2 separate regions of the Homo sapiens genome follow, and region 1 is linked to region 2. Evidence: chromatin contacts called from ENCODE Hi-C or POLR2A ChIA-PET data. All regions are on one chromosome and are shown on one strand. Each heading gives the region's core, a stretch centred on a gene start or an enhancer-like site at or near the end of the contact. The rest is flanking DNA. Distances are from core to core; before and after follow the strand shown. Region 1 has its middle 24 kb from the start of LINC01563. Region 2 holds the start of LINC02693 (long intergenic non-protein coding RNA 2693).

Region 1 (2,925 bases), core at 279-2,778, 450 kb after region 2:
CTATGTATATTCAATGTGACTTTTTGGCACAGATTAAGCATTAATAACCTTTTGAAGAAAGGTTATGGTTACATGGAACTTTAAAGCATATTTTAATCTGTTTATGAATACTTAATTTCCCCTTGTAATTTAGGTATTGATCTTTGAAGTTATAGGGCTTTTTATCTATAAAGTGACTCTGGGCCTGGCGCAGTGGCTCAGGCTTGTAATCCCAGCACTTTGGGAGGCCGAGGCAGACGGCTCACCTGAGGAGTTCGAGACCAGCCTGGCCAACATAGTGAAACTCTGTCTCTACTAAAAATACAAAAAATTAGGCCGGACGCAGTGGCTTACGCCTGTAATCCTAGCACTTTGGGAGGCCCAGGCGGGTGGATCATGACGTCATGAGTTTGAGACCAGCCTGACCAACATGGTGAAACCCCGTCTCTACTAAAAATACAAAAATTAGCCAGGCGTGGTGGCGCGAGTTTGTGATCCCAGCTACTCGGGAGGCTGAGGCAGGAGAATCGCTTGAACCCGGGGGGGTGGAGGTTGCAGTGAGCCGAGATCCCGAGATCACGCCACTGCACTCCAGCGTGGACAACAGAGCAAGACTCTGCCAAAAAAAAAAAAAAAAAAAAAAAAAAAAGTGACTGGAAAATAATAGTCATTTTTAGGTTGGGCAGTGCTCAGCGCTATATTGGGGTCTCAAAAAGTGTCAACCAGTGTATTACTGAAGACGGACAGGTGGTGGCAGGGCTCTTAGCTGAGGGATGGAAAAATGCTTGCTGCCTAGAATTCACTTACATTCTTTGTTTCCTCTCTCCAGGTTTCTGGCTCTGTGTGGAATAGGCACTGTCCTCCTGGTAGGTGTAAGGGAATCAGATGTTGCATTTTGATCGTGATAAGTTACTTGCTTTTCTGCTTTGTTCACCTTAAATTGAAAGTGGAGAGATGCAAATTCTGCCCCATCCTGGGGAGGCAGCTCCTGCTTCCAGCCAGCTCTGGAGCAGGTTCAGGTGTCCGCAACTTTAAAATTGCCTTGGGGGTCTTTCGGGAAGCACTTCGCAGGGGACAAGCGCGTGGTTATGGTTTGGGTACAGGCAGCGTTTTCCCCAAGGACTTGCTGGCGCCCGCTTCAGGGATGCGCGTAAGCTCCCGAGGCTGTCAGTCAGTCCCTCGGTCGCTCCGGAAATTTGAAAGATTGTTAATCAAGAGGTCTCCACCAATGGATGGGCACAGGTCGTGGCTGGGCCAATCAGGCTCTGTCTCTAGGACTTTGGCGCGAAAAGACGCAAGGTCCAAAAAGAAAAAGAAAAAAAAAAAGAAAAAGGAAACGGTAGTGTGAGATTGATAGATTCTAGCAGCCCTCCTATGAACCTGCCCGTTAATTCCTCTTCTCTAAATGTCTGCCTTTTTTCTTCGTGTACAATTCCTTTTTGTCAGTGTAGCAGGAATAAATATCGATCTCTATCAACGTTGGTGTAAAAGGACCCTGCCTTTTAGCAGCTCATTCCGCCCCCAACAAAAGACTACACTTCCCAGCGACCCTTGCAGACCCGAAAAGCCGGTTTCCACACCCCGAGGCTCTCTCATGCCCTTCTCCCAGTCACTATGCCTAGCCCCAGATAACCACTCTTCTGTCCTCTAGCACCTCCATCACCAGTTCCTGGACTTCATGAAGGGGTACGCTTTGCATCTGGCTTCTTTCACCCAACATCATGTCTGTGATATTCGAGTAATGATTATATGGGTGTGCACATGTATAAAACTCGTAAGTTTGTACTCTTAAGATTGATGTTTTGTTGTTTTTTGAGATGGAGTTTCGCTCCGTCGCCCAGGCTGGAGTGCAGTGGTGCGATCTCGGCTCACTGCCATCTCTGCCTCCCGGGTTCAAGTGATTCTCCTGCGTCAGCCTCCTGAGTAGCTGGGACTACAGGCGTGAGCCACCACTCCCGGCTAATTTTTGTATTTTTAGTGGAGACAGGGTTTCACTATGTTGGCCGGGCTGGTCTCAAACTCCTGGCCTCAAGTGATCCTCCCGCCACGGCCTCCCAAAATGTTGGGATTACAGGCATGAGTTACAATCATATGTATAGTATACCTTAAAAAAAGGATGTAACATTTCATTCTTGAGTTTGTATTTCCCAAGGTATCCAAAATCAGGCCAGAAGGTTTTAGTGAAATTCTCTACTTTTGTTTTAATCAAATTTCATATTCTAGGAAATCACTCACTTTCACCTTCAGGCTGAAGTGCACACTCCTTTGATTAGTAATATGCAGTTAAGGGAGCAGGTTCTGGGGCCAGACTTCCTGGGCACAAATCACATTTCTGCCTCTTACTAGCAGTGTGAGCCTGAAGAAAGTATTTAACCAGTTTAACTCATCCATAAAATGAAATAATCGCAGCCTGGCCAATGTGGCAAAACTCCGTCTCTACTGAAAAAAAAAAATTAGCCGGGAGTGGTGGCGCTCGCCTGTAATCCCAGCTACTTGGGAGGCTGAGACAGGAGAATGGCTTGAACCCAGGAGAGGTAGCAGTGAGCCAAGATCACGCCACTGCACTCCAGTCTGGGCGACAGAGCAAGACTGTCTCAGAAAAAAAAAAACCATCATATTACCTATCTCTCAGGGTTGTTGAGTGGTTAAATGTGTGCTTATGAAAAGTGCTTAGAATACTAAGAACAACAGAATGCGTGCTATTGTTATTGATGCTCAGTATTATGATTGGCCCACAAGGCTCTTCCTGATCTGTTTCTTATCAGCCTTCCAGCATCGTGTCTCACCATTCTCCCTCTGGTTTCTACCCATCCAAGTGTACCTAATCTTGCTGTTTAACTTATTTTCATGTTCTCCTCCCTCTGCCCAAAACACCCTTACCCCAGGCTGGAGCATCCACCATATAGTTTGAGCACACACTTAGGGCACCAGCAAAGCAGAGGCAAC
Region 2 (3,029 bases), core at 107-2,606:
GAGTAACAGTTATACATCTTACCCAATGGTTCACTAACCTCTGGTCCCTGGCTACCCCGGCCCCCTCTACCATGCAGTCACCCACACCCATGCTTATACTGATGGAGAGGAGTCAACTATGAGCTATTCACTGGATGACAAGCCCAGCTACTGTCACAGGTGCACCCCAAGTCCAGGACAGAATGCTAGCAGATAGCTGCTGGTCTGAGAAATGTCATCATCATATAAGCCTGAGTGAAAACACAGCCCCTTTACTACTAAGAAATCTGAAAACAAACAAACATAAACAAACATAATTTTAAATTTTGTATTTTTTATGATGTCATTTGTCCCAACAGCCATCTGACATCAATAGCCCTGATTACTAAAAGTCTCAACGTTATAGAAATGTTCTCCTCCTTTTTGAAAACCATGTTCATTTTTCCCCCACGATACAGCGCTATCTGCAAAGCCTTGAACTGATAACATAGCTCAGGGGCTAACTCTTGTCTTAGCAGAGTAGCAGCTGAAAAAAGAAGACAATTCTTAACAAACAGGGAGATCAGGAATGCTCACTTCTAAAAACATTATTTATTCAGGGCAAGTGGTATTTGTGACGTGCGAATGAAGCTTAAACTTCAGCTTTAATTTATAAGAATTAGGAAATGCAGATTAAATCTCTGATGCCATATTGTGAATTCAGTAAAGGTTAACTAATCTACGACGCAAAGACAAACGTTAGCTATCCTACGCTTATTATTCTGGAAATTTAATGAAAATTAAACAAGAAGACTCACAGAGTATAAGAATTGTCCCCCCGCCTTAACAGTGTTGTTTTCAGCCTCTGTTGCCTGAAACATTGCAGAATAATTCAGATTTTTTTAACCCCACCTTTTTATTGAGTAAAACCAAAGTACTAAACTAATAAATGTGAAAAAGGATGTTGGGTTTAAAAAGAAAAAGCCTCAAGACATCGAGCCTCTTAGATATTTTAAAAGTGAAGACTGAGAAGGAACGCACTGTTGCTAAACAGAATTATAGGATTATGGTCAATTTATAATCTTTTCAATATGGGATTTGAATGTTCTGATATTAGATACCGTGTACGTGCTTTATTTATATAGTACCTCCCGAGAAGAAAAAAACCAGTATTGGTTTATACAGTATTTGGCATGCTATTCACGTATGCAGTGATGTATACGATGTCAGAGCTAGAAAATAGCTTAGATACGATTTGGATTCAGCGCTGGGCGGCTCCGCCCCCGCCAAGCCCCGCCCCGTCCCCTCAACCCCGCCCGGCTCCGCCTCGTCCCCTCCGCCCCGCCCCGTCCCCTCCGCCCCGCCCCGTCTCCTCCGCCCCGCCCCGACCCCGGGGCATGCGCTGTGCGCCCGGCCGGCGTGGCTGGCTGTTTGAGGACTGCGCGCGGAGCTCCGTGGCGGGTGTCTGAAGTCGTGAGTTTACTGCTTGTAAGGAACATAGCGATCACTGGGAACCTGGAAGTAGAGACTCCTTTCTGCCATCCATCCGTCCCTCGGGCTGCTGCGAATCCCCCCGCCGGCCTCCAGGACCCCGGGCTGACTGAACGCCCGCACCGGTCCCGCCGCCCCAGGGCCCGCTACGCGCCCGGCATAATGGGAGAAAAATCACGACGGAAAGGCCCAGCCCCTCGCCATGCAGACGGGAAGCTTGGCCGCACGTGTGATCACCCTTACGCCCCTTGGAGTTTCACCCCCTCTTCGCGGGCTCCAACAGCCTGGGTCAGGCCTCCTTGTCCTGTGTGGGCCTCTCGGCTGCAAGAACACAGTCCCGAGCCCCGGCGAGCCCGCGCGCCTCCCACCCGCCGTGCACAGGCTGCACTTTACGCCCCAGCACTGCGCCTGCGGGACCATCTGGATCGCTTTTCCATTCTGATGACGTCCTGTACTTCGTGGCTGCAGGCTCCTCAAGCCCCAGGTCTGTGCAGAGACGAGCAAAGCAGCAGAATATCCGTGCCACAGCTTTCTGGAGCACCCATTTTACTACCAGATTTGGAAGGAACGAAGTTAAGTAATTTCCAAGGTAAGTAATTAAAATTTTACGATGAAAAGGCTAGAAACTCTTCTGCTGGTAATAACTGTCAGACATATCTGTGCCTGAAATGTCAGACTTTTTCTGAGAAAAAAACTGAAAACTTGTTTCCCATTATTTTAAATAGGAAAAATTATAGGGCACAACAAGTCAATAGAAAAAAACCTACCAATTTCCTAACTCACAGTGTGGCAGTAGGTTTAAGTTGCACATAAGTTAGGATGTAAAATGCTTAAATGTTGCCACTTGGTCACCCACATTTGATATGGTTGTTAACATGCATTTGCCTTGGATGCAGTAGCTGTGCGACCAGCAACATCACACGTGAACCTCCCCTTTGTCAACACACCAAAGCTTTTTGAAGTGACTGTCATGATCCTGATGGTCTACCAGTTGTTTCTGGAAGGAACATGTGGTTTTTTCCAGCAAACTATTTAGTTTAAAATGTTGTAATTTTTGAAAGCTCAAACATTATGTCTACAACCATCAGCCAAAAAATTTGAGACAGGTTCTTGCTCTTTTGCCCAAACTGCACCACGAAAGGGGTTCCAGCGATCCACCTGCTTCAGCCTCCCCAGTAGCTGAGACCACAGGTTTGTGCCACCATGCCTGTTAATTTCTAAATTTTTTGTAGAAACTACATCTCCCCACATTGCCCAGGCTGGCCTCGAACTTCTAGACTCAAGCAATTTTCCTGCCTTGGCCTCCCAAAGTGCTGGAATCACAGGCGTGAGTCACCAACCGCACTCAGCCTGAAAAATGTTTTGTGAGATAAATAGCTGCTATACAGTTTAGATATTAAAAACTAAGATGTGTTCTTCCAGGAAAGTTATACTTTCAGATATATTCTGTGTCACATCCTGTATGATGAAATAGATGGCAAAAAAAAAAAAAATCCCATTTAATTTAAAGATGGAAGCTGTAACTTCAAGTAAATTTGGAGCTGAGGAGTCCTTTCGGGCTATGACCCCAGAATTCTGGG

The links. A loop is a pair of places that touch in the nucleus more often than their neighbours do. ChIA-PET counts read pairs that join two places held with the same protein, here RNA polymerase II (POLR2A). Pooled maps may share reads with other maps.
Region 1: a pooled map shows a loop between it and region 2 (5-fold over the local background). The contact joins the enhancer-like site here to the promoter of LINC02693 in region 2. A Hi-C loop is called at or near these places in 7 of 50 pooled maps. POLR2A ChIA-PET finds 5 or more read pairs at or near these places in 2 of 52 experiments (PC-3 and activated CD4-positive, alpha-beta T cell).

What each region holds. Positions count from the first base shown.
Region 1 is chr17:21,097,699-21,100,623 of GRCh38, reverse strand. No RefSeq gene overlaps it. Among named protein-coding and RNA genes, the nearest start is that of LINC01563, 24 kb to the right of the region's middle. RefSeq lists enhancers at 926-1,135, 530-1,147, 1,054-1,348, 1,148-1,764 and a silencer at 1,054-1,348. Within about 2 kb of position 1,528, at least 7 of the 41 ENCODE cell types and tissues checked have a DNase peak (open chromatin) inside an H3K27ac peak, as active enhancers do; they include PC-3, where a contact is called at or near this core.
Region 2 is chr17:21,550,005-21,553,033 of GRCh38, reverse strand. LINC02693 (long intergenic non-protein coding RNA 2693) reads left to right here and starts at 1,356. Exons shown (of 2, transcript NR_160801.1): 1 at 1,356-2,038. RefSeq lists a silencer at 1,293-1,462.